3 separate regions of the Homo sapiens genome follow, and regions 2 and 3 are each linked to region 1. Evidence: read pairs that join two places in POLR2A ChIA-PET (ENCODE). Cell type or tissue: MCF 10A. All regions are shown on one strand. Each heading gives the region's core, and the rest is flanking DNA. Links, peaks and the distances in the headings are about the cores only.

What was found. ChIA-PET counts read pairs that join two places held together with the same protein. Peaks named below come from ENCODE experiments on the same cell type or tissue, not always from the same donor. Only the 100,000 strongest peaks of a DNase experiment are listed, where the experiment ranks them.
Region 2: POLR2A ChIA-PET joins it to region 1 with 5 read pairs; 1 of 35 experiments calls an interaction of 5 or more read pairs at or near these places.
Region 3: POLR2A ChIA-PET joins it to region 1 with 6 read pairs; 2 of 35 experiments call an interaction of 5 or more read pairs at or near these places.

The regions. Positions count from the first base shown.
Region 1 is chr1:221,991,901-222,002,899 of GRCh38, forward strand. No RefSeq gene overlaps it. Among named protein-coding and RNA genes, the nearest start is that of LINC02257, 19 kb to the left of the region's middle. RefSeq lists an enhancer at 539-588. In MCF 10A, for the core only: no CTCF peak of the experiment used is centred there; a DNase peak (open chromatin) is centred at 5,271.
Region 2 is chr1:222,514,813-222,525,811 of GRCh38, forward strand. It overlaps HHIPL2 (HHIP like 2), which reads right to left. Exons shown (of 9, transcript NM_024746.4): 8 at 8,800-8,882; 9 at 7,452-8,075. The coding sequence ends at 7,789. Among named protein-coding and RNA genes, the nearest start is that of HHIPL2, 28 kb to the right of the region's middle. In MCF 10A, for the core only: no CTCF peak of the experiment used is centred there; DNase peaks (open chromatin) are centred at 6,989 and 7,379.
Region 3 is chr1:221,693,878-221,704,876 of GRCh38, forward strand. DUSP10 (dual specificity phosphatase 10) reads right to left here. Exons shown (of 4, transcript NM_007207.6): 4 at 7,547-8,800. The coding sequence ends at 8,535. Among named protein-coding and RNA genes, the nearest start is that of DUSP10, 43 kb to the right of the region's middle. In MCF 10A, for the core only: no CTCF peak of the experiment used is centred there; no DNase peak of the experiment used is centred there.

The DNA.
Region 1 (10,999 bases), core at 994-8,993:
GCCCCACTCTGAGTTTAAAGCTCTGATTATCTCTGACTCTGCTGCCAGCTCTTTGACACCCCAAGGTTCTATAGTGCTGAGTAGTGAAGTCTTTTGGAAGTAAATAGAAAATAGCTTTTGTTTCCTACTAGGAGATCACAATTCCACCTGCACTGTCTTTTCCACCTTCCCATGGAGAGGCTCCCATGCATCAGCTATTTACTATTTCAGTTTTTTAATGGAGTTCTTACTTGCCTTGGGCTAGAGACTGAGCTAGAACTGGGAATACAAAAGATAAGACAAGGTACCGGCCTGTGAAGCATACCATCTAGCAAGAGAAATGGCTCCTTGGAGAATGGCAGCACAGAGGAGAGTTAACCCCCACTGAGAGTTTGAAAAGGGCTTCAAAGAATAAAAAGGAAGAAAAAGGAAACTATGGCTTATTGGGATAAAAAATTAAATGGCTTATTCACCTATTTTGCCAAGTACAAAGCTAGTTGCTTTATGTACATAAATGTATTTATCCTATGAAAATGCTTAATAGGAGGCCAGTAGGCTGCAGAAACTCCAGCACCCTGGGTCTCTTCCTAAGCAAACCAAAACCCAACTCAATGTAAACAGTGAAACAAAGCTTAAGCTTATCCTATCAGAAATCACCAAGTAGCTTCTAACTAGGGACTTTACCAATCAGAAACCACCAACTAATCTCTAACTAGGGACTTTCCATTTTAACCAATCAAATGCTTCCTCTGTCTTTCTTTCACAAACACCGTATAAAAGTATCCCCTTCGCACCCCTTCAGTGGAGTGCCAAACCACTTGTGGTCTAATGCTGCCCAGGTCATGAAATGCTGAATGCTCAAACTCATTAGAATGTTAATATGCCTAAGTTCATTTTTTAACAATCCTTACATTAATCTTAAGAGGTAGATATTGTTTTCCACAATATAAAGCTAAGCAAAGTTGGGCATGAAGAGAGTAATACATTCCCTTGTGTCCACAGAGTTAGCACATGATGGGGCAGTGATCAGGCCAAGGTGTATTGGATTCTATAGCATTCCCTCTTCGAGATGTGAAATTTTACCTGGACCCTAAACAATCACAAAGATGTCTCCCATTAGTGAAGGGGAAGTTTCTCCGAGTAGAAGGAGCTAAAAGAACAAAATCAGAGAGTTTGGATTACACTAGTGGTCACAACGTAAAGGCAGACACAGGCAGTCTCAGGACATAAGGTTGGAAGACAGGTAACTCCAAATGTTCTAGATGCTCTTCTGGGCTGCTGTGCTCTAGGGACTGAGGAGCTATGGAAATGGGAGCAACTTGACTTGATTTTTGCCCTTTAAAGCTGCTTCTTTAACAACAGTGTAAAGCAGTGGTCCCCAACATTTTCGACATCAGGGACAGGTTTGTGGAAGACAATTTTTCCACAGACCGGATTGGAGGGATGAATGAAGTGTATTACATTTATTGTCCACTTTATTTCTATTATTATTACCTTGTAATATATAATGAAATAATTTTACAACTCATCATAATGTATAATCAGTGGGAGCCCTGAGCCTGTTTTTCTGCACTACAAGGTCCCATCTAGGGGTGATGGGAGACAGTGACAGATCCTCAGTCATTACAGTCTCATAAGGAGCACACAACCTAGATCCCTTGCATGCACAGTTCACAATAGGGTTCATGCTTCTATTAGAATCCAATGCCAACACTGATCTCACAGGAGGTGGAGCTCAGGTGGTAATGCCAGTGATGAGGAGCAGCTGTAAATACAGATGAAATTTTGCTTGATTGCCTGTCTCTCACCTGCTACTGTGAGGCCTGGTTCCTAACAGGCCATAGACTGATACTGGTCCATGGCCCAGGGATTGGAGACCCCTGGTGGAAAGGATGAATTAGAAAAGAGTGAGATTGTGTTCATTCATTTACTCATTTGCAGGCACTCATGAAATGATACTGGGGAAAGGAGACCAGTGAAAAAATGACAGCAGTAGCCCAGAAGAGAGATGATGAGGACATGAGCCAAGCTCTTGCTTCCCTGTCTTTGACATTTCAGTACATGGAGAAGACCTAGGAAAGCCCATAGGGCATATGCTTGGAATTCTGAGAGCTATCGGGAGGTCTAAAGTAACCCCTGAGCCAAGATCTTTGGGGCTACATAATAGAAATGAATTTAAACTAGACCTGAAGGTTTGTACCTTTTTACAAGAATGCTTCAGAAACAGACCTGGTCCTCAAAGCTTCAAGGCCCAATGGGGATTCTTATCTCCTTTGGGAAGGAACTAGGGAGTCTTGATTCAAATGTCTCCGGACCCTCCCGAATATATATCCTCTTAACAGAAGAAAGAGCTGTTCTCGCTTAACCAGGCCTCTAATGCTAGTTAGAAAAAGAACAGGGTTCTAAGACATCAACTGCTTGCCTGAAAGGGGAAGAGAATCAGCTGACTCATATACTGGTCCTTTTAGGCTGCATGGTTTGAGTCATGATGCTCAGGAGAGTTTCCAGCACAGCAGACCTCAGGGAAGGCAGGGCTTAAATCCAGGTAGCCCACTGTGGAGTCAGGAAAGCTGTAGGGACAAACTGGAAGTTGATGGCAGAGAGGTGTTTTCACTGAGGTGCAGATCAACACAGCACCATCCTACAGCCCCATGGAGTCCAAAGGGAGGCCAAGAGGATGTGGAAAGAGTGAGATGGTACACCCACTTCCTAGAGTTGCACTGACTTTTAGAGTTGCACTGACTCTAAAAGTGATCAGAAAATGGAAATGATGGTGTTTCCTGTTCAGTTTGAGACCCAAGTAACTGGCCTCATCTTCACCTCTATCAAAGAACTCACTTCTCAACTTGACTCTCAACCAGTACCTATTCTTCCTCCCATTACTTAGACGGGCGACAAGGTTAATGCACAGCTCACTAAGAGTTAGATAACCTAGAAGAGTCAGAAGAGTTCTGGTTCCTTCTCTGCCACTTACTAGATCTCTGGCTTAGCCTCATTTGCTTTGTCTTTTTATTACAAAAACAAAGAAACTATAAAATGATGGGTTTAGAAGAACAGACTTCCCTTTAAGGTCTCTTCCAGTTATAACAATCTCTTATTTGATTCATTCTCCAAGCCTCCCACTCCTTACTGCACTTATTTTAATCTTTTTTTTTCTCCTTTCTCTGTGTTTTCTTGCTTATGAAATGAGTGTGTGTGAGTAATGTTCATATGCTGATGAACACAGTTGGGTCTTTGTCGTCCGTGATAATGAGAAATGGATCATGTGGATAACCCCAAACTGAAAACACTGTTCAAGTATGTGACGGAGGAACATTCCAGTCTGACTAACAATCTAATGTTTAGTTAGGGCTGCACTCACTGAGTATCCATTATCTAGTTAGCAGGATGGGCAGAGAGAAGTTAACTGGGTTAACTGGGTTAGTTTGTGAAAAATAGGGACTGATGCTGCGATGTGCACATTGGCCGAGTCTCCTCCACTAAGCAATGGCTTGTTTTGTAAATTAGACTTGCTTGGTTTGTGCGATTAATACTACAATGGCCAGTGTTTAGGACATGCCCAGGGACAGGAGTGGAGGCTGCAGTAAGAAAAGAAAAGATAATTGCTAGAGATTTTAGGAGACTGAGGGACTCAGAACCAAGAAGGGTCACAGTACCTTGGGTCAAGAGTGGCTCAGCCAGCAGTGACGAGGGCATGGCCCCTCCTCTGGGCTCTGCTGTCACCTTGATTCACCCTACAGGTGGCTCTGCACTAAGGAAACCCCCTTGGACATTTACCAGATGGAATTAGACCTCACAGATAGGGGAGCCACTGTGTGCCCATATGCACCTCTGATTCTGCAGCCTGGCCAGGCCAGCTTTTCTGGAATGAAAATGGGTAAGAGGATGCTTCAGGGCTATTTGTGACCATTTCCCTAGGACTCATGTCCTGCTATGCTCCCTGCCCACTCCACTAGCAATCTGGTCTCTAACAAGCCCCTCATGCTCAATTACCCCTTATCAGTTGGTGGAGACATGTGGCATGGGTGTCTCAGGTGAGTTTAAATGTAAATTTGAGCTGAGTCAAGATATTATACAAAGCTTGTGGGAGGCTGAGGTGGGCAGATCACTTGAGATCAGGAGAGTTCGAGACCAGCCTGGCCAACATGGTAAAACCCCGTCTCTACTGAAAATACAAAAATTAGCCAGGTGTGGTGGGGGCGGGGGGGGCACCTGTATTCCCAGCTACTTGAGAGGCTGAAGCCAGAGAATCACTTGAACCCAGGAGGCAAAGGTTGCAGTGAGCCTAGATCGTGCCATTGCACTCCAGCCTGGGTGACAGAGATTTGGTCTCAAAAAAAAAAAAAAAAAAAGATATTATACAAAGCTTGTTCTGTTCATAAAAGGTTGAACATTACTGTATAAGACTACAGATCACACAATTCTGCATGTTTTATTTTATAATATTTTATTTTTATTTTTGGTAGCAGAAGGATCTCACTATTTTGCCCAAGCTGGCCTTGAACTCCTGGCCTCAAGTGATCCTCCCACATCAGCCTCCCAAAATGCTGGGATTATAGGCATGAGCCACCACTCCTGGCCTAGATAAACTTTGATTTCTCTTTTATTATAAAGGTAACATGTTTGTTACCTTTTGCTACCATGTTTGTTACATGGTTGTATTTGGAAAATATAGTAGAAGTATACAAAAGAAAATGTAGACTTGTTATACTGTAACACCCAGCCAGAGATAAGCACTATTAATGCTTTGGCATATTATTTGTATTGTCTTTCTGATAAATAGAGATAAGATAGATGTCATTGTATATAGTTTCATATCTTACATTTTCTAACAATTTTGTAAGCATGTTCTTGTCATTTAGTTTTTTTAATGTTATATGTTAATGTCTCCATAATAATTTAATTACATCTGTGTACAACAATTTATTAAGCATTTCTTTGTTATTGAGAGAGTGTTTCTAACCCTTTGCTTATCTTATATAATGTAGCAATGAAAACCCTCTTGCGTGAATAGTTCTTTGAACTGCTGTGTTTTTCCTCAGCAGATTCCTTACAAAAAGAATTTCAGGATAAAGGTATACAAAGATTTTTAAGTTTCTTAAATAAATTGTCAAATAGTTTTCTAGATAAGTGGCAACAATTTATACTTCTACTGGCTGTCACAACAGTAAGAACTGTCATGTTTTATTTTATTTATTTATTTATTTATTTATTTTTGAGACAGTCTCACTGTGTCACCCAGGCTGGAGTACAGTGGAGCAATCATGACTCACTGCAGCTTCTACCTCTTGGGCTCAAGCCATACTCCCACCTCTGCCTCCCAAGTAGCTGGGACTACAGGCGCTTGCCAACACACCCAGCTAATTTTTGTATTTTTCATAGAGACAGAGTTTTGCCATGTTGCCCAGGCTGGCCTCCAACTCCTGAGTTCAAGTGATCCACCCACCCTGGCCTCCCAAAGTGCTGGCATTACAGGAGTGAGCCACTGCACCTGGCCAAAACCTGTCATGTTTTATAATGTTTGGAACTTTATATATGCAAAAAAAAAGTGATAACAAAGTTTTATTGAAATTTTCTTGAGTTTATTTTGTGTGGTTGAAAACTCTGTGTATGTTTATAGAATGCTCTATTTATAATCTTTGCCCATTTTTCTTTCCTAGTGAAATATTCTTATTTATTTATATGAGCTTTCATGAGATTTATATGAGATATATATATACATGCATATGTATATTAATCCTTTGCTATCTATGCTGCAAATTTTTTCTACATGTTTTCTGTCTTTTAATTTTGCTAATGATTTCAACATTAAAAAGTTTTAGGCTGGGCACGGTGGCTCACGCCTGTAAGCCCAGCACTTTGGGAGGCCAAGGCAGGCACATCACTTGAGGTCAGGAGTTCAAGACCAGCCTGACCAACATAGCCAAACCCTGTCTGTCCTAGAAGTACAAAAAAATTAACCAGGCATGGTATGTGTGCCTGTAATACCAGATACTCAGGAGTCTGAAGCAGGAGAATTGCTTGAACCCGGGAAGCAGAGGTTGCAGTGAGCCAAGATCTCACCACTGTACTCCAGCCTGGGCAACAGAGTGGGACTCCATCTGAAAAAACAAAAACAAAAACAAAAAACAAAAAAGAACCCCTTAAATTTACTTGTATTCAAATCTTTGCTTTTACCTTGTAATTTCTTCCATGCTTTTTGTTTATAATTCCTTCTCCACTTTGAAGACAGGAGAATATTTATTTGTATTTTGAGATGTTTTATTTTTTGTAATTAACTTGATAATTCATCTTGTGTTTATTTTACATGTAGCACGAGGTGAAGATTTAACTGGCGATCATTCCCCAAACTGTTTGCTGACTAATCCATTTGTGTGTGGTTTTCCTTATCATGTATTAGATCCCCACACACATCATGGGTGTCTTGGCCTATACCCCAAACTCCCTTTCAGGAATGAAGGACTTTGTTTCTCCAGCAGCTAGAAGACAGCTCTCAGCTGCCAGTTCTTTGGGGATTGACTCTGCAGAAAAAAAAAAAAAAATCTGCCTGAAAAAGAATCTAAATGACCTTCTAAGCCCCACAGCTCCCTATGTGGTGTGTGGCTGCAGCCTTTCTTGGGACTGAATCACAGCTCAACTTATCTCTGTGCTCAATTTCACTTCTGTCCTCTCCTTCCATGCTCACCCCAAGCACACTCCCTAATGAATGTCTGATATGGTCTGGCTGTGTGTCCCAACTCAAATCTCCTCTTGCATTGTAATCCAAATTATAATCCCTATATGTTGAGGGAGGGACCTCACGGGAAGTGATTAGATCATGGGGGCAGTTCCCCCATGCTGTCCTCATGATAGTGAGTAAGTTCTCATGCTATCCGATGGTTTTATAAAGGGCTTTTCCCCCACTTCACTCTTCACTCATTCTCTCTCCTGCCACCCCGTAAAGAGGTGCTTTCTGCCATGATTGTAAGTTTCCTGAGGCCTCCCCAGCCAGGCAGAACTGTGAGTCAATTAAACCTCTTTTCTTTATAAATTACCCAGTCTCGGATATTTCTTCATAGCCGCATGAGAACTGACTAATACAAAGTCCTACAACCTAATCTCCATATCAGAGTCAGCTTCCAGGGAGTACAGCCTATGACATACATAAAGGCCCATGATCTGCAATCCAAAATTTCAAAATTAGCGAAGTTCTAAAAAGCACATTTTTTTTTCTTTTTCATGAGTTTCGTGCCAACGTTCACTTGGGAACAAAATATGACTTGAATCAGTTGGAGGCTGTTTGTAGTTTTTATGTGTCCTACTGAGTTTCATTACAGAAATATCAATATGTTTGTTTATGTAGTACTGGTCCTGACCCCACTGGGTTCTGAGGTCTATGAAGTATTCAGTAATATTTAGGATATAACCAAATTACCTTTCTGAAATTCAAATTTTAAATTCACAAACATATGTAACCCCAAGAATTTAAGACAAAGGACAGTGGGCCTATATGGGATATATTTTGAAATTTACCTTGATGTATATGCTGTTTTGATGGCAAAATCGTCATTAAGCATTTAAAAATCTCGTAAGTTAAGTCTTCTCCCTTAGTATTACTATTCTTTTGCAAAATACTTTTTGTTATTCCTACCTGTTTACTCTTTGAGATGAACTTCAGAATCATTTTACCAAATTATCTCCCCAAATTGAGATTTCCCTTGAAATAATACTATGCCTAAAAGTTAATCCAGGGACCATTAATATCTTCAAAGTATTTATCTCATCTAAGAATATGATAAGTCTATCTCTTTGTTGATGTTGACTTTTACAGCTCTAGGTAAGTTTTAAAACTTCTTCAGAAAAGCTCCACATGTATTTCATTAGAGTTATTGCAATGACCTAGATTTTTGTTGTTATTCTGAAAGAAACTATGAAAGTTTTTTTCCTACTAATTATCCTAATTATTATTTGCTTATAGAAAAAAAATCCTTTCATAATTTTACTTTTTATTGCCTCACTTCTGAAATTACATTAATTCTAAGAGCTTTTCAGTTGAATTATCTTGATTTTTCTTTGTATTTAATTATGTCATCTGCAAATAATGATAATTTTGTCCTCTTTTAAAATATTCATGCATCCTCTTTCCATTTTATACCACATTGTGCTGGACAGTATGTTCATTGGTAAGAACGTGAAATAATGATGGCAGTGGCAGAAATTCTGGTCAGCTTCCCAGTTTTAATTGGGATTGTCCCTAGTGCTCCACGATTAAGCATTATGCTGGCTGGTGTTTTATGATGCTTATTTTTAATCATCTATAGAAATATTCTATTCTTAGTTTTCTAAAGGTTTCTTTTTCATCTGTAAGAAATATGTTGCATCGTATCCTATATTTTTTGACATTTGTTGAAATTACCATATGTTTGTCTCCTTTGAAATATTGCTATGATGCAATATATTAATAGATTCCCTAATATTAAAAACATTCTTAAACTTTACGACATCCCTTATTTCATTGTAGTGGGTAAGTTTCACTTATTCTTTATAAAAATATGGATTTTTACGTACATATTTATAATTGAGACCAGTCTATAGTGATTAACTCCTCTCAAATGTGAAAGCAGATGTTATCATCTGGGGAGCAATTTTAAAATGAAGATTACATAATCCAGTAGCCATGACAGAAGAGAAAGATGAATTTGATTCTCAAACAATTTTAATTTTCTAATAGAAAGTAATGCTCTATAGTTAAAATAAAAATAGTCATGTGTTAACAAATTGACAGGAGATCAATTTCATATTCTTCAAAGTGCTCAAGAAATCAATTATGAAAAGAGAAACAATCTAATAGTAAAGTGAACAGTGGTTATGAACAGGCATTTTACAGAAACAAAATTATAGATGAGCAATATAATTTGAAACAATGCCCAACCTCTTTGTTAATTAAAGACCTACAATTAAAACTCTAATAGGTATTGTTTTATGCCTATCAAAAATAGCAAAGTTCCCAACATTTGACGATGATACCCAGTCCTGGCAAGAGTATGGGGAAATGGGAATTCCTATTCCTTGTTTCCAGAGAAGGGTTTGGCAATAGTTATCAAATTAAAATCTGTGTCCATTAGATCCAGCAATTCCGCAGCTAATAATTTACAGTATGGATTTATTCACCAAATATACATAGAAAGTACAAAACTAAGTCAAAACAACTGTTATATCCACTAATAGAAAACCGATTGAATAAATTAAGGCATATTTATTTGATAGATAGTATGTTGTTATGAAAAAGAATAGATAGATCTGTGTGTACTGATATGAAAAATTTCAAATATAAATTATTAAGTGAAGGAAAGCAAATTGCAGAAGAGTAAGCATATTCTGACCCTTTTTGTAGATATGTTGAATGTTGGACAAATATAGATGCTAGTATGTGCATCTTTTTTATTCTTCATACTACACTGTTACCTAGGAAATATGTATAAGAATAAGGTAGTAAGGCCGGGCACGGTGGCTCACGCTACCATGTAATCCCAGCACTTTGGGAGGCCAAGGCAGGCGGATCACCTAGGGTCAGGAGTTTGAGACCAGCCTGGCCAATATGGTGAAACCCCGCCTGTACTAAAAATACAAAAACATTAGCCAGGTGTGGTGGTGGGTGCCTCTAATCCCAGCTACTCAGGAGGCTGAGGCAGGAGAGAATTGCCTGAACTCGGGAGTCGGAGGTTGCAGTGAGCCAAGATCATGCCATTGCACTCCATCCTGGGCAACAAGAGAGAGACTCTGTCTCAAAAATAAAATAATAATAAGATTGTGAGAAGGAAGGAGGTCAAGGACACGTTTTATTGTGTACTCTCTGCACTGTCTGAATCTTCTATATTACCTCCACTAAAATGTAATATCAGCAAAAGTTTTCTGACATTTTTAAAGTTTGTTTGCTTCTAAGTACTTTTTAATATTAAATTGATAATAAGAATTTAATATCATATTCCCAGGTTCCATCCTTAATGATTCAAAAGGTGAGATGTGGAACCCAGGAACCTGACATTTTTACAAATATTCCCAGAAAATTCAACGTAGGTGGTTGGGAAACACACTGAAAATCTCAGTTCTGTAGCTATGCTATTTTGCTTTATCTCATTCAAATATGAATACCAACATGAAGCCAGCATAATATCTGTCCATGATTTTCTATGATCTGGAAAAGTTACATAGCATATGAATTATCAATGTCTTGAAAATATGGAAAAAATACCAATAAAATAAGAACCTTTGTAGAAATAATGCATTGATATCTTACTTATTTTCTTCAAAAGCTAATTTTATAGTCTTCTACTTATTTTTTTGAATCACATAGAGTCAATTATGTTTTCATCCCAAAGTACAGAGATTTTCAAACTTATTGCCGTAGTGAAACAAATAAATCTCTAAAATTTTCTTCTCTACCATATCCATTATATAACCCCTTTCTGATTTCTCAGTTTTATTTATGAATATCCCTTTCATTTTTCCTTTATTATCCTCTATTTTGTAAGTATTTCTAAAGAAGCTAGCCCTTGAACTTTTTGATTAGCACTAATTATTCTGTCCCTGTTCTCTATTTAATATCTGCTTTTATCTTTATTATTTCTTTCCATTTCTATTTTAATTAAATGAGTTTTATTGTTTTTTGCAACTTAAAACAGTCATTTTCACCCTTCTCTACTTAATTATAAAAGCATATGAAGTACTATATGTTACTGTAAGTATAATCCTAGCCACATATCATAATTTTCTAAGTAAGTCTCTTAATATGATTCATCATCTTTAGCAATAATTTTACTTTTCCTTTAACATAGTGGTTAACACATCTTAAAGAATTGTCATGTAACCGTTCCATGTAACTGTGGCTCATACCTATAATGCCAGCACTTTTGGAGTCCAATACAAAAAATCACTTGAAGCCAGAAGCTCAAGACCAGCCTGAGCAACAGAGACTCTCATCTCATCTCTACAGAAAAAAAAAACAAAAAAAATTAGCCAGGTATAGTGGCATGTATGCCTG
Region 2 (10,999 bases), core at 2,084-10,083, 520 kb after region 1:
TAATCCCGGGAACTGGTGAACATGACCTTATATGGCAAAAGGGGCTTTACAGATATAATGAAGTTAAGGGTCTTTGGCTTTTGGGGTTGATGTACTCACTCGGATCCTTAAAAGAGCAGAGCAGGTGATGGAGAGGGTGGGAGGTGTAGTGACAGAAGCAGGAAACTCCAGTCATTCGAGACGGGCAGCACAAGCTGAGGAGTGCAGGCCACCTCTACGGCCAGGAAACGGATTCTCCCGCAGAGCCTCGGAAGCCACCGACCCTGCTCCCACCTTGACTCAGTAGGACTTACTGTAGAATTCTGGCCTTCAGACCTGTAAGGGAATACATTTTGGTTGTTTTAAGTCACTAAGTGTGTGGTAATTTGTTGCAGCAGCCACAGGAAACTAGTATTGTAGTGAAGCCTCAAAACCCCCCCTGAAGGGGCTGGGCTCAGTGGCTCATGCCTGTAATCCCAGCACTTTGGGAGGCCGAGGTGGGTGGATCACTTGAGGTCAGGAGTTCGAGACCAGCCCAGCCAAAATGGTGAAATGCCATCTATACAAAAAGTACAAAAACTAGCCGGGCATGGTGGCACATGCCTGTAATCTCAGCTACTCAGGAAGCTGAGACAGGAGAATTGTTTGAACCCAGTGGGGCAGAGGTTGCAGTGAACTGAGATTCCACCACTGCACTCCAGCCTGGGTGACAGAGTGACGCTCCATCTCGAAAACAAAACAAAACAAAAAAACCCCACCTGAAGGTTTCCAGTTCTGCCAGCAGTCTCCCACCCAACCCCCAGAAGCAGACATTCCATTGCTGTGGGCCATGGACAGGCAGAAGGAAGCACCTCCTCATGGCAGAGGCCTACCCAGGAGAAACCCAAGGGAAGGCACTGCTGGGCTGGCCCCTCTCTGCCAAGGCCATATTCTTTTTTTTTTTTTTGAGGCCAGTTTCACTCTGTCTCCCAGACTGGAGTGCAGGGGCACAATCTCGGCTCACTTCGACCTCTGCCTCCCCAGTTCAAGTGATTCTCCTGCCTCAGTCTCCTGAGTAGCTGGGATTACAGGAGTGTAGCATGCCTAGCTAATTTTTGTATTTCTAGTAGAGATGGGGTTTTGCCATGTTGCCCAGGCTGGACTCGAACTCCTTGCCTCAAGTAGTCCACCTGTCTCAGCCCCGCAAAGTGCTGGGATTACAGGAGTGAGCCACTGCACCCAGCATTTGCCAAGACCTTTGATGGCAGGCTTTTTCCAGGTGATCAGTCCTTGTCTGGTCTGGCTCTGCCCCACTCTCCTTCTCACCTAGTTGGAATCCCTAGCTACTTTTCAGTAGAGGAGAGTGTGTATCCCAATCCCAGCTTGGTTCAGATCTGCATTTAACTCATGGAACCTGGCTGCTCCCCAGGTCCTGAAGAAAAAAAGGGTCTCTCTGTGGGTATGATAAAGGATGGGCCTGTCCCCAGGACCCTGTGAGAGGGAAGCCCAATGTCCCACCAGGTTGGCAGGGCTGGGGAAGGGAAAGTGTTATGGCAGCCCCAAGAAAAAAAAGAGGCAGCAGAGGGAGCAGGACAGCGCTCACATGGAACTCATGCCACTGCCTGAGTGAGGGGAGGGAGGAGTGCACGCCAGTGACGTCAGGGGGCAGAGAGGTGCAGTTCCAGGGCGGTTTTCCCCCTCACTTCCTGCCATGTTACTCTGATCGCCTCCAGGTGAGCCTGCCCACTTTGTGCCCAGGGGCCTGTAGAAAACCACAGCTCCCCATGGTTATGGCCCCAGGAGTGGGGCAGAGCAGGGAGGAGTCCTGGACAGAGGACAGGCAGGGGCAGGAGGGAGTGGGCCTCAAACTCCAGGAGGGGGCCCTTCTCATGGGTCCTGCTTTCTGGCTTCTCCTTCCTTACCCCTGGGCTGATCACTCGGGGAAGAACTGAGACAAAGTTTCTTACCCTCAGGCCCAAAGGGTTTAATTACTGGGCCCTTAGGGAGGTGTGAGCCCCCTGAAAGGATGCAAGGTTTTGTTTTGTTTTGTTTTGTTTTGTTTTTTGAGACAGAGTTTCGCTCCTGTCGCCCAGGCTGGAGTGCAGTGGCGTGATCTCACCACACTACAACCTGCGCCTCCCAGGTTCAAGTGATTCTCCTGCCTCAGCCTCCGGAGTAGCTGGGATTACAGGTGGCTGCCACCACGCCTGGCTAATTTTTTGTATTTTTAGTAGAGACAGGGTTTCGCCATGTTGGGCAGGCTGGTCTTGAACTCCTGACCTCAGGTGATCCGACTGGCTCCGCCTCCCAAAGTTCTGGGATTACATGAGCCACTGTGCTTGGCCACGACGAAAGGTTTTGTGTGGAGAGCATGCACATGCCTTTCTGGGAAAACAGTCCACAGCTCTTATTCTCAGCAGGCTTCACGGTCAAAAAAGGTTAGAACTCTTGCTACAGAGCTGTGGAAGCAGCTAGGTGAGGGGCACTCTGGGCACTACCTGGGCATTCTCGAGCCCATCATCCCCTAGGCAGGCTGCACTGCTTGGTATTTGCAGAGCTGAGGGGGTGGGGCATGTGGGGACTGTGAAATCGCCCTGAGATGACCCACAGTCCTCAGCTGGGAAGTGAGCGCTGCATCTCCTGCAGCGTCCTCCATCCCTAGAGCCATGGGGCCAGGAGAACTGGCCCTTGCAGCAAGTGAAAAGCCTATTATTGATTCCCTCCCTAGCCATGTAGACAGTGAACCAAGACACTCATATCAGGTAAATGCCTTGTTCTCTGTTACCGAAGTAACCAGTAGGCATTCCCAGATACAGTGAAGGTCCTCACACCAAGATATGCACCTGGCCACCTGAGGAAAGAGAAAGGACTATCTGAGGGGATGGGGCTGAGCTGGGTGTGGAGTGGTCCTTGTGGGTCTTGGAGAGTGGGAGGGGGGGCAGCATGAGCCAGGCCTCGAGGCAGAAGGACAACCAGGAGACAGCCTGGAAAAAGTGCTGGACCCACAAGGGCTCAAGGCTGGCCAGAGGGGAGGTGGGATAGGCTGCAAAGTCCTGAGGTCTGAAGATTGGCCCTGGCAGGAAGAAACCAGGTAAGGTGGGGTGTTACCTACACCCTCGGGGCCAGATGCAGGCCAGAGCCAGCCAATTACCAGGCCCTTAGGGAGGTGTGAGCCCCTTGAAATGATGCAAGGTTTTTTGTTTTTGTTTTGGAGACAGAGTTTCGCTCTTGTCGCACAGGCTGGCACCTTTGCCCAGAGCAGGCACCAAGACTTCTGGCTCTGGGTGTGACCTCAGTCTGGGTAAAAGCCCCAGCCCCCACCAGGACCACCTACCCCCTAGACTACTTCAGGTGCTGAGCCCAAGCCAGGGGCAGGAAGCTAAACTGATGCCTAGGGTAATCCCAACAAAGTCCCTGGTTCCCCGCAGCTATGGGGCTGACGGGGAATTACAGCCCAAACCCCAGATGCTGGCTCTCGAACTAACACTGAGCCCTCAGTGCCCACAGGGAGATACAATCAGCGCACTTTCCAGATGGGGAAATGGGATCAGAGAAGTGCAACAGCCTTGCCCAATGCCCCAGGCCAGGGCTCCAGGCCCAGAGTGTTCTTTTGTCACTGTGTTCAGAGGGCAGCAGCTGCTGTGATGTACCCACCTGAGCCTGGCAGCTTTCTCCAACTTTGGAAGCCCAGGAGCATGGCCCCTGTCCACAGATGCACCTGGCATGAGGCGTGCCCAGAGGGACAGAGGCAGATGAGTTTCGTCTCCTCCACTGGATTGTGAGGGCCTAGAAGGAGACAAGGGTCGGCTTGGGAAGGCAGTGAATAGCGAGCAGCCTGAGGCAGTGCCCCTCTGGATGGATCCGCAGTGCCTGGATGGAACCTGGCTCAGACAGAGCTCAGTTTTGCAGGTCCCTGAGGCATGGAGAGTTCACAGCTACCAAGTGTAGGAGTCTGGATTCAAAGCCAATGGCGTGACTCCAAAGTCCCTGCCCTAGCCCCTGGACCACCCTTGCAGGCCCATCAGATGCCCAGGCCAGCAGCACAGCCGGCCAAGACCAGGGAAACTTGGGGAGCCTCAGAGCACCCCCAGGTATTCCAACCTAATCCTGGTACCCCGCCTCTCACCACCCTTCTTCCTGCTTTTACCTCAACCCCTACACAAAGCCTGGGCCACTTAATGTGGCATCAAACAGATGCCTCAATAAATCAGTCTAATCTCGAAAAAAAAAAAGACTTAACAGATATACAATTGCATGTTAGAATGCTAAAGACCATAAACATATAACAACTTAAAGTACATATAAATTCAATATATATCCAATGATTGTAACTATGACACAGTAGAATATTAAAATACTATTTTCAAAATGTTTACAAGCTTAATGTTCTATGTATTCAAACTATTTATTCAAAATACAAATCATCAACATAAATTGCCACTAATATTCAGTCCCTTCACAGGACACATGATTCACTGGGAGTTAATAAATTAGCAGCCGGCAGGCAGTAACACACAGCAAAAATGAAAACCAAGAGGTGAAATAGTTCTGAAATAAAGGTTTTAAAGCTAACAGAAATCACTGAATTACTAAGTCATTAGCACTAATTTTGAGCCAACTGACTAATTAATATGAGATGATACAACGTCCTATACTTTGGTAAATACAGACTATGTTTAAACAATGTCTGTAACGTGACTTGTAAAATGCTCCTGGCTTTACAAAGATGTGATTAAGATGTAGTAACACATGCTAAACCATTTCCCCCTGCAGAGCATGTGGTAACTTTCATCAGTCACATTGAGAGTCCAGAAGATAAAGGAAAAGGTCATGGATTTCGCTGAGAACTTACCAGAGTTGAACTCCCTCATTTTCCGTTCCCCAGCATTGGCGGGTTCTGGGACTGGTGGCTGTGGTGGCTCGCTGGTCTTTGTCTCTTAGAAGGTGGGGAATAATCATCATCTTGAAAAAGAAAAAATGGTCATTACTGAAGGAACCATCTTAGGTTACAGCCACCTCTGGGTCAATTCCCAACATTCAAAAGCTGAGCAGGGCTTTAAAGCTATCTTATTAATAATTATTTCTGTATTGCGAACTTCAGCATACTTTTTTCCAGTTACATTTGAAATGTTATTCTTTTGGGATGTGCTCAAGTGAATACTGCTTTTTCCTCTGCCTTGCTTCATTACTTTTTAGTTTCCTTCATTTGAATCATCATTGTAAGTCTCCCCTCCTCCTCAAGTAACTTTCAAATTGCTGCCAAGAACTATGTTCTATCTTAAGGCTTTTGAGAAAAAACTTTCAATGAAGATAGCCTCCTAAAGTTATACAAATATAGAAGAAACGGGATAAAATAAAGCTTAGATTGGAAAAAATATTTAAGATTATACAAAATTCACGCGTAAACAAGGGAAGCTAAGTAATTGTATGTTCAAATACTTTTAACAAGTGCAAAACATGTAGGCTTAAAGAAATAGAGCTGGCCAGGCATGGTGGCCCACGCCTGTAATTCCAACAGTTTGGGAGGCCGAGGCAGGCAGATAACTTGAGGTCAGGAATTCGAGACCAGCCTGGCCAACAGAGTGAAACCCTCTCTCTACTAAAAATACAAAAATTAGGCCAGGAGTGATGGCTCATGCCTGTGATCCCAGCACTTTGAGAGGCCGAGGCGGGTAGATCACCTGAGGTCAGGAGTTTGAGACCAGCCTAACCAACACAGAGAAACCCCGTCTCTACTAAAACTACAACATTAGCCGGGTGTGGTGGCACATGCCTGTAAGCCCAGCTACTCGGGAGGCTGAGGCAGGAGAATCCCTTGAACCCGAAAGGCAAAGATTGTGGGGAGCCGAGATTGTGCCATTGCACTCCAGCCTGGGTAACAACAGCGAAACTCCGTCTCAAAAAAAAAAAAGAAAAAATTAGCCAGGCGTGGTGGCGCATGCCTGTAATCCCAGCTACTTGGGAGGCTGAGGCAGGAGAATCACTTGAACCCAGGAGGCTGAAGTTGCGGTGAGCCGAGACTGCACCATTTCTAAAACAGTGATCATATGACCTTAAAAGTTAACAACCCTGGTATTTTACACTTTTGTTCTCTTTAAACCAAATTGTCTACACTCTTCTGGATGTTTTGCATAATATGAAGAACTTGATGAAAATAGGGACCATTTCCTCCCTTAGTTCTTCATTCCTCAAATACATAGTTCAAAAGTCACAATCCTTCATTGAGGGCCTCCATGAAGGCAGGTGCACAGCAGATTGCAAGAGGGAATTGATTCTAGTCCAGCTGAACTGTTCCCTGTTCCCTCACACCACTGTGATCCAGTAACTTAACCTCACAAAGTTTCACTTTTCTCATCTTCAGTGGAGGTTATATGGCAATAGAGAAGAGCAGGGTTTTGAGGTTTCAAGATAGGGTATAAGCTTGGCACACAGTAGGTATTCAAATAAAATGTAGTTAAGTTTATTATGCTATGTGCATAATAAGGCCAAATAGTGAAACTTCCTTTGCAAAGATTATAACAGTGGGAGAAGCCTGGCATGGCTGACTCCCTCTTGCCTCTAGCCTCACGGGCTGGCTGTCCTCGCTCATTCATGACCGAGGCCAAGCTAACCATGGGAGGAATTCAGTTTATAGTTTAACTTTGAAGCAAGAATTATAATAGTCCCTCCCTAAAACAAACTCCCTCCTTGCTCAGGGACTGAAGCTGCCTTTGTAAAACTGACGAAAGGCCACTAGATAATGGGAAGGGCCTGAATTCTGCTAAAATGCAAGCATAGTTTCTATAATCCCTTACTGCTCAGGAGTCATGTGGTCAGAGTTCACAAGATTTATGACTTCTCCAGTTGCTCCTATAGATAACATCACTATTGTAGCACCTAAGATTGGTCTTTTGAGATGTTTTTCAGATGGTTGCATTCTGGAAACCAACTAACCCTAACCGGATTTGTGATTCATCACTCAACAGGTCCTGTGGCCCCGATCCAGAGGCAGACTCAGTGCACAAGGACAGTTCCTCACACCCCTATGATTTCATCCTCAACCAATCAGCAGCTCATATTCCCTAGCCCCTCCCCCACCAAACTATCCATAAAAACTCCAGCCTCTGAGTTCTCTGTGAGACTGATTTGAGTAATAACTGCAATCCTTCTACTTGGCAGGCTCTGTGTTAATTAAACTCTTTCTCTACTGCAATACTGTGGTCTCAGTGAATTGGTTTTGTCTGTGCACTACACAGGAAGAACCTGTCAGGCAATTACGATAGTAAGTGCTGGAGGTACAGAACTGAACCTGCTCTTGTTCACTTCATGAGCTTTGGGCTGGGGAAAGGAGATACCACATTTAAAGGGTCTTTCCTTGTAAGCTTGTCACAGGCTTCCTCTTAGACCTGGGGTGAGGCAGGAAGGTGAAGCATGGTTCTTATGCAAGAGTGGTACAGCATGCTAGATTTCCTAATGTCAAACAAACATCCAGGATATCAAAGGATATGTGCCAGTTTGAGCAAATGTTGATTTATTACCTCAGGTTGTAGGCATTTACAAGACAAAACGGAGACATCCAGTGTGATTCCAAGCAGGCTCATGGACTAGTGCTTACCATAACCCAGGTGCACCAGCAATCTGGGATATGGTCTCCCACAGAAGCACTGCATACAGAGAAGGTGCATTTATTTATTCAGTAGACAGCAAGATTTCCCAGGGAGAGGAAAACCGCCCTGCCCCACCTCTACCCTGGCTTCCCAGACTTCTAAGGTCTTTATTCAGCAGTGACTTTCATTTGATGAGGTGGCTCTCCTCTCTCACGTCACCCTGTCGGCCACCTTGACCAATAGGTCAAGGGAGACTTCTGCCAGCTCGCTTCTGCTCTGCTGATGGCCTCATCCTGCCACTGTGGCTTTTCAGGCTCTTCCTCCTCTTGCCCTGGCGGACGTGGGGCCCCACTCTGGCTTTCTTCTTTGTACCAGGCCCTCGCAATGTATTCTTGCTGCTTGTAGGAGAAGCCAGCTTCTTGGAGGAGCCTTTCTCAGACAAACCCTGGGCTGGGCCAGAAGCTAAGGTTGCACTGGAAGATTTTCTAGCAGCTTTCTCTGATTGTTCCTTTAGCAAGTCCAAGACTGTCTCTGAGAAATCAGTATTTATTTAGTGAAAAATATAAGTCCCAGAAAGTAGCTATAAGAGAAAACTATAACTGCATTATAGTTCTTTAATATAAATTATTCTTATTAATACTTTTAATTCTCTAACTGGCCTTGGTCTAAATATATGACTTTTTTAGAAGGGTCACTCCAGTGATACATGGTTCTGTAATAGTTTCCTTAAGATAGTATCCTTCCTCTGTAAGTCTTTCCTGACTCCCCACCCTGCCCCAAGGAAACATTCCTCATTCTAGGGGCCCTCTAAGTGCCCTGAGCATCCTTCTATACCAGAACATTAGTGCTACATTTATTTCTTTATTTGCCTGCACTTCCCATCCCCACTCCTATTTAACTCTGAACTCCTACATGTCATAGGCTTTAAGTGTTCATTGCTGTATCCCTAGGGATTAGCATAGTTCCTGCCACAAAGTAAGTATGAAATGAATGATGCCAAATGAATGAATACATGAACGATTAAATGAATGAATCAACAAACGAATGAATGAACGAATAACTAGAGGAAACCGGTCACAGTAGAAATGGGTATCCTTACACTCATAACTCCTCTGTTATGCAGAGGAGACGTATAGACTTAGTTTCCCTCAGGGGGTAACTAAGACTCCACCATGGGAATTATAGCCTGCTTGCTGAGGGCACTGCCTTAGCCTCCACACCAAGGCCTGAGCCTAAGACTCAAAGATGGACTCACTGGCGAGTGGTCTGAACGGGATCCGCTTACTCTTGGTTCTCACGGGCACTGGCTTGTATTTGCACTTGCCTGGGGGTGCTCGCCTAAAAACACAAACAGAAAGCATGAGGACGCAAGACTCTGAAGATGCAACCGGAAAATCAAGGTTACCAGAGGGCGTATATTTGCAAGAATTGGGGTCAGCCTTTACTTATCCATGGGGATGGGGTAGATGTAACAGGAAATATGCTATGAGCTCAGAAGGTGAGGTAAAAGGGCACAGACAGAACAGGGCTCCTCAGGCCCTTGAGAGACAGTGCAGAGAAGGAGTTAGGAGTATGGGCATGGTGGCAGTCAAAACGGGTTCACATCCTGGTAACCAGGGGCAAAAAACCTTGCTAAGCCTCAGTCTCCACATCTATCAAATGCAAAAACTAATGTTTCCCATCTGGCTTGGAACAGTGCCCAGAACATAACAAGAGCTCACAGATGAGGATGATGAAAATGATGATGAGGATGATTCTGCTGCTGCTTCTGATGGTGGTGCTGGTGACTCCCTTTAAAGAAAATGTCTTCAAGAACTCAAGGCACAGCCCTCAGGCGATGCCAGCTTCTCTGCCTAGTAACACACACATTCTTAAACTGCTTGTCCCCGGGTGCATCTTCTGAAATAAAAGGGACTTTGAGGACAGAGAGTACTTCCACTGTAGAGAGCAGAGCTGGAACTTCCCAGCCTGTCCCCATTGCTTTCTCTGCCTCTGCCTTGCTCCAACTCTATCTCTCACTGCCATCCTCCCAAGTCCAGGTGGGAGGGAAAAAAAGGTAATTGTATTTATTTAAAAAACACTTACGTAGTGCTTAGGCACCATTCTAAATACTTTGCAAATATTAACTCATTGAGTCTTCCTAACAACCTGTGAAGTAAGTACTATTATTATACTCATTTTACAGAGGGGAAACTGAGGCTCGCACAGGCTAAGAAACAGGCCCAAGGCCACATAGTTAGTCAGTGGCAAAGCCAAGATTCCAAGCCCAGGCTCAAGTCCATGTTCTCAACCACTGTATTTAGCTACCCCTAAAGGAAGGGTAGGAGGAAAAAATGGGAGGGAGAAAAGGATACATAAATTAACCAGGTGCCCTCAAAATGCTGGGATTGGTGCATTTCGTGCAAAGACAAGCTGAATAAGTAACCAGAGCAGAATCTGGTCCACTTATAGAAGCTTTAAAAAGTCTATATGATTCGATATAATTATAACTGAATGGAGGGAGTAGTCCTAAAATGACCTCTCCACAAAGAGAACTGAGTTCCTATTCCAGGCTCCTCTTAGTAGCTGTACCTGGGGCAAGTAATTTAACTTACCTAGCCTTCAGTTTCTTTATCCATAGAGTGAGGATGTTAACCTGCCTGGTTGGAATTCTGTCAGCATTAAATGAGAGCCCACATGCACAGCACTTAGTACAGTGCCTGGCACACAGGAGTAACTCCATAAATGTCAACTTAAAAAAAAAAGGTGAATAAGTAAGGATGTCTTCAGTGTGAAAATGCTTTATGGGTGCTTTCTGTGTGGCTTCTCACAGCTGCTCTTGTGAAAGTGGGGAGTTAAATTACCTGCCAACTGAATCAGAAAACTGCCAAAGAAAAGAAAAATGGATTCACATAGGAAGCCTGTTAATGGAAAGAGAACTCCCCACCAAGGCATCGTCAACCATCAGAAGCACTTTAAAGACCCTGAGTCTGCTCCATCCCCTAAACCCAGGAGAAGTGCACAGAAGCAGACCCAGCAGTGGGAACAGCCCAGTATTAAATTCACCCCTTGGCTATCCACCCTCCACCATCCACACATCACCCCGGGGAACAGCCTCAGGGACGGAGCCTCTTCCAGGAACTTCCGAGAACACACAAACTGAGAGCCCTGTGGCCAAATACAAGCTCAGATAGAGCTGGCCCCCCCAAGCCCTAACCAGTGGCTGGACCTATTTGCCTCATGTCTGCTGAATGCCAATCCAGATATGGGTAACATAAGCCTCAGGGGAAAATTTTCTTCTGCATGTCTATCTGTAAGCTAATTCAGGGGGAGATTTTCTTGCTTTGGCAATAATTTTTAGATAAATCTAGAGCACTGGGGCAGGGTGCATGGTGGCACACACCTGTAATCCCAGCACTTTGGGAGGTTGAGGCAGGTGGATCGCTTGAGGCCAGGAGTTCGAGACTAGCCTGGGC
Region 3 (10,999 bases), core at 1,283-9,282, 300 kb before region 1:
TGTAGTAGTTTATTATGCAGCAATAAGCAACATGCCAAAATAGTAAACAAAAGGAATATTGAATTCTTAAAGGAGTATGAAGATTAGAGCCACCAACAGGAACTGAAACAAAATGCAAGGATGGTGATTCCTACCAAATTCCCCATTTATTTTGCTGATTTATCCTATGCAGAACACAGATGAATTTTGAAGAATGACAGTGAATTTTTAATATCTCAATCAGATGTTGGCTCCAATTGCAGCTGTTGTTCCAACTGTAGTTTCATTGATGGAACAAATCAATAGGGCTCCTGGCACCTGGTCAGGAGCCACTGAGCTGGCAAATGCTTATTTCTCTATACCTGTTAATAAATTCCAGAAATTAGCAAATTACAGCTCATGGGCCAAATTCAGACTACTGGATTTTTATAAATAAAGTTTTATTAGAACACAGTTACATTTCTCTATTTACATATTAGGTATGGCTGCTCTTATGCTGCAACAGCAGATTTCAGTAATTATGGCAGAGACCATATGTCCTCCAAATTCTAAAATATTTATTTTCTAGCTTTTTACAGAAAATGTTTGCTAACCTCTGGTATATACTATCAGAAGCAATTTGCTTCCAGCCAACAGGGTTACTAATGTACCTCCACTGTCCTACTTCAGGGCTATTTCAACTTTACAGCCCTGTGTTGTAATCTAGTCCACAGGGACCATAATTGTCTATCCATTCCATCAGATACCATGCAGGCACATTATATTAATGATATTATATCATGATTACTGTACCTGGTAAATAGGATAAAGTAACTAGTTCTAGATATGATGTTAAGATACTTGCATACCAGAGAGTGATAAATTCCACAAAATTCACTTTATATCCACTGAATGTTACTGAAATTTGTAGTGATCTACTTGTTTTGAGCATTCCAAGATATTCCTTTCATGAACATGATGACAGGTTGCTATATCTGACCTCTCCTACTATTAAGAAAGAGGGATAATGTCTAATGGGCCTTTGTGGATTTTGAAGAGAATATATATTTCATTGGGCATGCTACTACAATCCATTTACCAAGTAAGATGTAAGGTCATTAGTTTTGTGTGAGGTCCAAAACAAGAAAAGCCTCTACAATACAAGGCTGCCATACAAACTGCTCTTACATCTAGATCCAGTAGATTCCATGGTGCTAAAAATGTCTCTGTTAGGCAGGAATCTTGCATGAAGCCATTAACCTGATAGATGAATCATAGAGCAGACATTTAGAATTCTGGAGCAAAACTATAACAACTTCTTCAGAAAAATTCTTCTTTTAATTCAGATATTCTTCTTTTCTCTTCAAAATTCTTCTTTAGAATACCAGTTTGAAACTGGAAGCTTGATCATGGGCCATCAAGTTATAATGCAACCTGAACTGCCCATGATGAACTAAGTGTTGTTGATCCATCAAGCCTCTAAGTTGTGCATGAATGATCAAATGGAAGCCTCTAAGTTGTTCATTCAATGATCAAATGGAAGTAGAATATATGAGATCAAGCACAAGTATATTAAATAAGCAAGTGACCCAGTTACCCATGGTGTCTATTTGTGCAACAATAGCTTCAGAATCTTACACCCATGGCCTCATGGGAAGCACTCAGTGACCAGTGGACTGAAAAATATTTGGCATTGTTTACAGAAATTTTTGTGTGATATTCTGGTATCATCCAAAACCGAATGACTAAATCATTGTGGCCCTATACTGGTGGTGTGGGGAAGAAAAATTTTCCCAGTAATAAGAACTTCCAGCAGTGTACCTAATTGTTCATTTTGCCTCAAAGGAAAGACAGCCAGAGGTATAAATCTACATTGCTTCATGGGCAGTTGCTAACGTTTAGATGGATAATAAGGGACTTAGAAGAAACATGACTGGAAAATTAGTGACAGGAAAATCTAGGGAAGAAGTAAATGGATAGACTTTCCTAAATGGGCCCATGTGAATGTTGATCAAAGCTCAACCTCAGCATGTAAGAATCTTAATAATGGACAAGAGAACACATTCTGCAGACCTCTATCAGGTTTTTCTTTCCAGTTTCTTCTGTTCTTGACCAATGAGCTCGTGAACAAAATAGCCATGATGGTAGACATGGAGGGTATGCATGAATTCAGCAACATGAACTTCTACTCACAAGGCCTGAAAGGGCAGTATTTTGTTCTTGCTCCATAGAAACTTACTCTTTATAGGGATTTGTCTTCCCTACCTGTAATACCTTTGCCAAAATCAGTATCTGTGGACTTAAAGAATTCTTATATCTTATTTCCCTTCATGTTATTCCACAGTGCTTTGCTTTTGACCAAGGAACTTACTTTGCAGCAAATGAAGAATAACAGACTCATGCTCATGGAATTCATTAGTCTTAACTTGTTATTCATCACTCTAAAGCAGTAGAAAGGTGGAATTCTTCTTTTAACTATTTACTGTGCTAGATGGATGGAAACACTTTGCAGGGCTAGGATAATGTCCTGAAAGATGCAGTAAATTCTCTAAATGATCAATCAATGCATGTTGCTGTTTCTCTCTTATCCAGATTTCATAGATCCAGGAATCAAGGGGGAAAAATGGAAAGGGCTCCTCTTACTGTTACCCATAGTGATCCACAGCAAAATTTATTCTTTCTATTCTCAACTTTAGACTCTGCTGGTCTAGAAGTTCTGGTCCCCAAGGGAGAGATGCTTCTACTAGGAGATACAGCAATGATTCCATTAAGATGGAAGTTGATACTCCCTGCTGCCGACTTTGGGCTCCTTATGCTAAAGAATCAACAAGCAAAGTCAGATATTGGTGTATTGGCTGGGATGACTGGGGAAATTGGATTACTACCAGATTATAGGAGTAAGAAAAAGTGTGCCTGGAATTCAAGATCATATCTTATACTCTCAAGTCTTGTAATTACTTTTGTTGCTGTAACGAACAAAGTAAGTGGAAAATAACCCAATGCAGGCTCAATTGCAAAAGCTTGGATCCCTCAAAAATGAAAACTGACATCACCCCAACAGGCAAGAAACCATGACTAGGTGATGTGCTTGCTGAGGACACAAGTATATGGAATGGGTAGTGAAAGAAGGAAGTTATAAATACCAGCTATGACCACAAGATCAGTTATAGAAATTAGGATGGTAAGAATTATGAATATTTATTTTTTGATATAAATATATTTGGTTGTATATTAACCAATTCTTTTTTCTACCCCATCCACCATCTAATATAAAATGGGGTAATAATAGTCTTTGTATTAGTTCCCTAGGGCTGCTATAACAAAGTACCACAAATTGGGTGGCTTAAAACAACAGAAATTTATTTTACTGCAGTCTGTATGCGAAAAGTCCTAAATCAATGTGATAGTGGGGTCACTTCCTTTTTAGAAGCTCTGAGGGAGAATCTGTTCAATGAGTCTCTTGTAGCCTCTGATGGTTGCTGGTAATCTTTGATGTTCCTTTGTCCAATCTCTGCCTCCATTGTTACGTGACATTCTTTGTGTCTGTGTTCAAATTCCCCTCCTCTTATAAGTACACCAGTCACTGAATTAGAGCCCATCTTAATCCAATATGACCTCTTCTTGATTATATCTGCAAAGACCGTATTTCCAAATAAGATCATATTTACAAGGTTCAGGGTTTAGCACTTCAACATGGCTTTTTGACAGACACAATTCAACCCATAATATCATTATATCTCAGTATATTCAAATGACATGACATCGAAGGGAAAGTGGATCTTAGCTAAAAAAAGACTGAATATCATCCCAAAATGGACAAAGTAACCTATGAGGCTATGTATCTTTTTTTTTTTTTTTTCTGTGGCATCATCTCACTCTATCACCCAGGCTGGTGCAGTGGTGCAATCTCGGCTCGCTGCAACCTCTGCCTCTTGGGTTCAAGTGATTAGAGTAGCTGGGATTACAGGCATGCACCACTATGCCTGTCTAATTTTTGTATTTTTCGTAGAGACAGGTTTCACCATGTTGGCCAGGCTGGTCTCGAACTCCTGACCTCAAGTGATCCACCCACCTCAGCCTCCTAAAGTGCTGGGATTACTGGTGTGAGTCACTGCACCCAGTCGTCTTTTAAATGTGTTTTCATCTGTAGAACTGATAGTTGCATCATACTACATAGAAGCATCGTTTTGCTAATGTCTTCATTTGGAAGTTATATTTAGTTAAGAGAAGTGGACATGGATGCCAAGTTGGCAAGGGATGGACTTTGGTAGCTTTCTACAGTATCAAATTGGCTAAATCAGGAGCTATATTTTCCAGAATTTCCTCTCCTGATTCACACTGAGTTAAGGTTAGCCTTAGGGGAAATTTGCATGAGGTTGGAAAAGCAGAATTGAAGCAGCAACCATTTGAAGGGGGCACCAAACTCTATGATGGCAAGCACACATTTACCCTGATGTGGTGACTCACCTGGACTTAGCGCAGCAGCTGTAGTTGAAGCTCCCAAAGCTCTGTCTTCAGCTTTGCCAAGTCCTATGCTAGGTACATGTTCAGCTCCATGGCAGAGGGCACTAGATCCTTCTGGAAGTCACCCCCATTGAGGTTGGTAAAAGGCTGATGTGGGTTCCAGTTTTTCCTCCTAATTCCAATTCTTTGTTCTTCTCTACTTCATGCCCAGCTTTTGTTACTGGTGGCTGTGCTGACCCGGAGAGTTCAGCCCATTATCAGACAGATGCAACACACTCCCATTGACTTCTTCACCAGATCCCACACTTGCCTGAGGTCTAATCCCTGGAATAAACCCCTCATTCTATGTCACTGTTTCTGCTTCTTATTAAACACCGATACATGCACCTTGTATCAAACACTGACAAAGGTTGTCACGAAGGAAGAAATCAGGAACCACAGAAAGCACTGGTGTTCATATTCCACCACCTCAAAAAGGCAGGAAGTCTTCTACAGATAGGTGTGATTTGGGGCACTTCTGAATTATGACCCATCCTTCTGGGTGCCAGTGCTAAAATAGTCATTTTCTACCACCCTTCATCTGACCTCCATTCATATGCAACAACTGTCTCCAATCAGAGCTTGAAACCAAACAGCAACTATATTTCCTGATATTTCATGTTTGGGGAAAAAAGCATAAAATAAAATGTGTTGTGACCTATTTACAAGAGCCTGTCCCCAAATAATGTGAAGGCCATCATTGATTGATCTCTATTTAACTTGGCTCATTGGACTTCTTACCATCAGAATATCTAGTTGAGCAATTTATTAGCATTCTATCTTAGTCAGCTTCTGGAGTGTAATTCAGGTCCTAGTTCCTTACTCTGACATAGGTTTTTTTCTTTTCATTTTAGCCTCCCATTTTCTCCTGTTTCCCGTATTACGAAAGGCCATGTTTCCCCTTTACTGCCAGCATGTGATTGTGTGGTTGTGTACATTTTTTCTTGAATATTTCCCCTTGTACATGTTTTTTGTCAGCTTCCTTGCCCTACCTCCCATGATGCCTTTCCTTATCCAGAAGACACTGGCACAAACTCTTTCAAGAAATGAAAACTCCCTATCATGGTTCACATGCATTGATTGGAAAAGTATTAACTATTGAAATAAATGTAATATATATAGAAACCTAAAGCTACTGTTTTGTTCAACCTAAGATAACAATGCTTGCTGTATTTCTTTAAATTAGTTACAGGTTCACTCTACTAAGTAATTAGATTCATTTAATATAAAACAACCGTTGCTGGATTCTGAGAATGGTTCATGCGTTGGTCAGGGACTTGGCTTTCTTGGGGAGACACAATTATTTCCTAGGGCAGCCTTATAGCTCCCAGACAGCTAGTGAGGCCCAGCAACATGTGGAGTCTGGTTTCTAGAGCTATGGCTTGGTTAATCTGTATTATTTTCATGAAGTGGTTAACATTCCTTATGAAGAAATGGAGGCTAAGTGACTCACAGCAGATTAGTAGAAAAGACCTGAGTCCCTCTCAGAATCTTTGGTATTCTGGTTGGCAGGATTACTGTTTGCCCCAGGATAGGCTTTTCTCTCAAAATCATAAACTTCCAAAAACATAAATCATTTCCATGTGGATAAAGATGAGAAACTGTATTGACTTTTCTCTGTTTTGTTAGAAAGAAAGAAAAAAGAGAGAGGGAAAGAGGGAAAGAGGCAAAGAGAGAAAGAGGGAAAGAGGGAAAGAGGCAAAGAGGGAAAGAGGGAAAGAGGCAAAGAGGGAATGAGGCAAAGTGGGAAAATGGGAAAGGGAAGGGAAGGGAGAGGGAATGGAAGGGAGAGGGAAGGGAAGGGAGAGGGAAGGGAAGGGAGAGGGAAGGGAAGGGAGAGGGAAGGGAAGAGGGAGGGAAGGAAAGAGGGAGGGAAGGAAAAGGAAGGGAGGGGAACAAAGAAAAAGCAGAAGGAAAGAAGGAAGGGACAGAGGGAGGCAATATACCTTACATGCTATCAGAAATTTAACACTTAGACTTAAAATAACAAAAAGAAATGTCTGCTAAATTACCATGTATTTTAAATCACTAATTATATATCAACCTCACTCCTTAAATACTCTAACACCAAGGAAATTGTTAGCCTGAGGAGTAGAAAGCACAAAGCAGAGATTTGCTTTTCACCTGATTAACACTTTCTATTAAAATAATCTAAAACAGCTGTTAATTCCTGTTAAATTCAGTCTCCACTTTTCTATAAAAGAAAAATTTAAATTATTTTTGGTAGAAAAGCTATTTTTTTAAATGTCAAAAATATTTCCTAACATTTTCAAGCCAACATACACAAAATTATTTATGTCAAATGTTGTCACATAGAATCCAACATGCCAGATTCTTCAACTCTTTTATTCACCCCAGGCAAATTTCAGTTTGCCATAAATCTTCCTTATGGCCAAGTCCCACTAGACTTTTAATTTAATGAAACACAGAAAATATTTGCATTGTGTTTTTCCCATACCCCCAACCCTCCATCAACAGTGAATTGGGAACCCAGCTATGCATTAACCCAGTGTTATAAGGAAGCTGTACACATGTATGGAGCTGAGTTTCAGTTTGCTGGGGAAAAGAGTAGGCAATAGCAATTTGCTGCAACGCATTACATGGTTAATGTCACCAAAGATGCCAAGTGAGCAAGTGACAATGGGGTGGGGGGGTGGGGGGAGGAACATCAAGATCCCTAAATGGAAGATTGTCCTAAGTATTTATCAAATAGCCACTAGGGAGATCACTGAATTCTCACCAATCAATCTGGCAGGGATTTGGTCACCAAGGCGCAAAGGCAGATGGGATCCCCTTAATGCAAGCCTTCCCCGATGCAAAAGGAATGATATTTGCAGGAGAGGATGACAGCATTGTGAGAATATAAGGGACAGTGACTGGGCAGATCAATACTGGAGCTCTTCCACTTCCTTGCTAACTCTGTTTCACAGTGAGAAAACTGGATATGTTCCCTTCCTCATCTCTCTTTCCCTATATAAAAATCTGTTTTATTTCAACTTTGTTGTATATGCAAGTTACCAGAGCTTAAGAAAGGCTTGAACCTGAGTTAAGGTAAAAGAGAGGGGAAAAAAAGACACATCCTAAACCAGTTTCATTTATATAATGAAAATAAATTTTTACACAATCAACAGAAACACACCAAGATTTTTTTTTTTTTTGCGAAAAATATTTTTAAATAAATTTTTTTTTCTTACATTCTGATATACATATGTAACAAGGTTTATGGCACTGTAACCAGAATCAAATCAGAAAAAAAAAAAAAAAAGGAAAAAGGTGGGAAGGAAAGTATTTGATATATTGTTGAATTCCTTTCTATCTCCAAGCTGGCAAATTTGCACTATTTGTCTATCATTCAGCTGCCAGCTCTAACTTGTTTGCACACTTAAAACATCATATTATTGCACAAGAAGCCAGTGAAGGCATATAATGGTCAGTTCCTCACTATTTCAAAAAAAATCTCTTAAACCCAGAGAAGGAAAAAAAAAAAAAATCCAGAGCATGAAACACACAAAATCAAAGGTATCCTTTTTCTCCTTAAAGAATGCCTGAAGGATTCTTAGACCACTTAAGCTGCCCTGATCTTCTCTTTGCACCAGTGAGCACAACAGGGCTTGGTTTGGTTGGGTTTTTGTTTTCTGTGTGGACAGCCCAGGTTGATCCCAGGCCTTGGTGATTCAATGTCTTTTCTATTTACTTTTGGTTCTTTTTAATTGGTTTAAAGTGTGTAGTATCTTCGGTCTATGAACCTGCACAGACTATTTAGTCATAAACTCTACAAATAGCTTAAAAGGAAAAGGGGGAGAAACAAGTTGTATTATATTTTTATTGTTGGCTTAAAAAAATTACTTCTTTAACCTCCTTAATTTGTCAGTTTGTGGGAGGTGAATCTCAATGGCATCAAAAGTTATAGTCTTCTTACACTTGTTAAAAATAAAGTGTTTAAACAAGTTTGTTTCCATTCACAAACTTACTCCCAACTACAAAAAAAAAAAGAAAGAAAAAAAACCAGAATCCATCCTCCTTCCTCATTGTCTCCTAATGGAGAGCAGCAATCCTTTCCATCCAGACCATTGTCACACAACCGTCTCCACGCCCATCAGCTTTGGTGTAAGGATTCTCGGTGTCACACCGTTGTTTAGGTCTTCCTCGAACTCTAGCAACTGCCCCATGAAGTTAAGGTTTGGGGAGATAATTGGTCGTTTGCCTTTGACAAATTTATAAGCATCAGTCATGGTCATCCGAGTGTGCTTCATCAAGTAAGCGATGACGATGGTGGCGGAGCGGGACACCCCAGCCTGGCAGTGGATGAGAAGCCCCTTCCCACACTGGTGAGCTTCCTCTGAAAAAAGGGAGAAAGACAAGAGATGAAGGGAAGATGGAAGAGAGAGGCACGGAGAGAGAAACTTTCATCTCAACTTTGCAATGCCTTATTTTGTATAGAAATAATGAATTAAAACAGTTTTAAAGCCAAGTATAATCCACTAGTTCATTACGTATACTTATGTCACAACTTCCAGAACTGGCTAAAGTTGATATCAGCACGAACAAGAAGCTATACATCTACATTTAAAGAGAAGATTAAATGAAAGAATTGCTCATAGGAACAGTTTGCTGCACAGGTGACAGCAGTGGCCGGAAGCCAGACCTATAACACAGTTAACTTTCACGTTGAACAAGCTACTGATCAAGTCGACTCTAACAGTCACTGAACCTTCTCTCAAATGTCTTGTTCTCTTTTTTTCTGGAATTACACTACTGAAAGAAAAAAAAAGAATGAAGGAAAAGGAGAGAGGAAGGGGAAAAATTATACACACACATGAAAATATACACTCACACATATATATGTATATGTATGTGTGTGTATGTGTGTGTGTGTGTGTGTATATATATATATATGCAGTTCCTCTTTGGATTAAGGATGTTAATTCCAATTTTCGGTTGTGTGACTTAACAAACCTAGTGCTAGTAACAACTCTCTCACTTGTAATAGAGAAAAAACACTTTCTTTATTCTATAGAATTGCTCTGTACAGGAACGGGCATTAAATGGATAAGAGTTTTAGTCTTACTAAACCCTGATTAAGGTTAAAGGAATAAAGCTTAACTAGGAAGATACTATGTTCAGCTTCTCCCCAGAAAATCCAGTTGTTGCAAAGTTAACTAAAGGCTAGTAGTATACAGGCCGAGGGTGTCACCTCTCAAGCATTCAATCCCGTTTGCTTCCATGTATGACATTCCAGTGTGGCAATAATGCAGAAGATGGAGGAATCCCAGCAATGGCTCAAAATCCAGAGCAATTGAAAGAGGAAGACTTGCTAAGTTTTCAAATATATTAAAAGCTCAGGACAATAGCATGTGGGCACTACCTGAACAGATTCTTAATGACATTTCTAGACTCTAACACATCCCTAAGAAAGCTTCCTTGAAGGAACACCAATTAGATAAACAGGTAGGGAAGGAGAAGGGGTAGAGAGAGTAGTGATTTCACCTAAACTACATCTACTGGCTACCCACCAGTGGACCAAGGAAAAAAAACCTGATGTAAATTTTCATCTTAAAAATTTACAGATGAAGTTTACTTCTCATAGTCAACAGTATTTCAAGAAAAGTAAGCATCTCTCTTTTTCAACTTTTTCCCTTCAGCACACGGTATTTAGCTCCAAGTCAAGACCAGAAAGCATGGTGGTGAGAGAATGAGCTTCTGAGTGCCTGGCTGGACCACCGGTTCCACTACACACACTTGATTCAGGAATAAATAAACTGGTATAAACACTAAACTTAGATGCTGCTCAGCTTATATTACACTCTCAGTGAAAGCTATTATGTTTATAAAACCTGCTGTGTTTTTACTAAAGCAAGACTGTAAGATTTCAGTTTATCCAATAATATAACAATGAAAATAAAATTGTGCCTATGCAGGTTGTGATATGGAGTTGTTCTTCGGGCTGAATGCTATTTGTTATTGGTTTTGTTTTCCTTAAAAAAAAAAAAAAAAAGGCAGGTAAGCCTGAATAATCTATAAGGAATGTGAGAAGGAGCTTTAGTTGAAATCCTCTTAGAACAAGTATATCTTACCCTACTCATTAAATAGAAAACAATTTCCTAACTTCCTCCAACTGGAGTTAAGTCAGATGGAATCTCAGTCATAACATCACATCATGTATCAACCAGAAGTTCCTCATATGCTTGTTGAGAAATTTTTCTTCCTCAGCGCTCCAGGTTTGGCTCAGATTTTATTAATAAAGAATCTGCAGTATCTCTGCATCCTCAGTGTTGCCAGTTGGGAATTACTTAATAGGGCATCATAAACATTGCCTTAGTGTGTTGTGAAAAGGCCTCAGGCTTGGGAGTCAAAAACCCTGGATTCTGGCCCCTTCTTGGACACTAGAATTCCTATGACCTTGAAGAAGTCACTTTACTTCTCTAAGTTCAGTGATCACCCTGAATTTCCTTTCAGACTCAATATTCCATGGTCCTGTGCTGACGGCATAATTAGCAAGGAAAACAGCTTGGCAAAATGACCAGAGATGTCAACACTA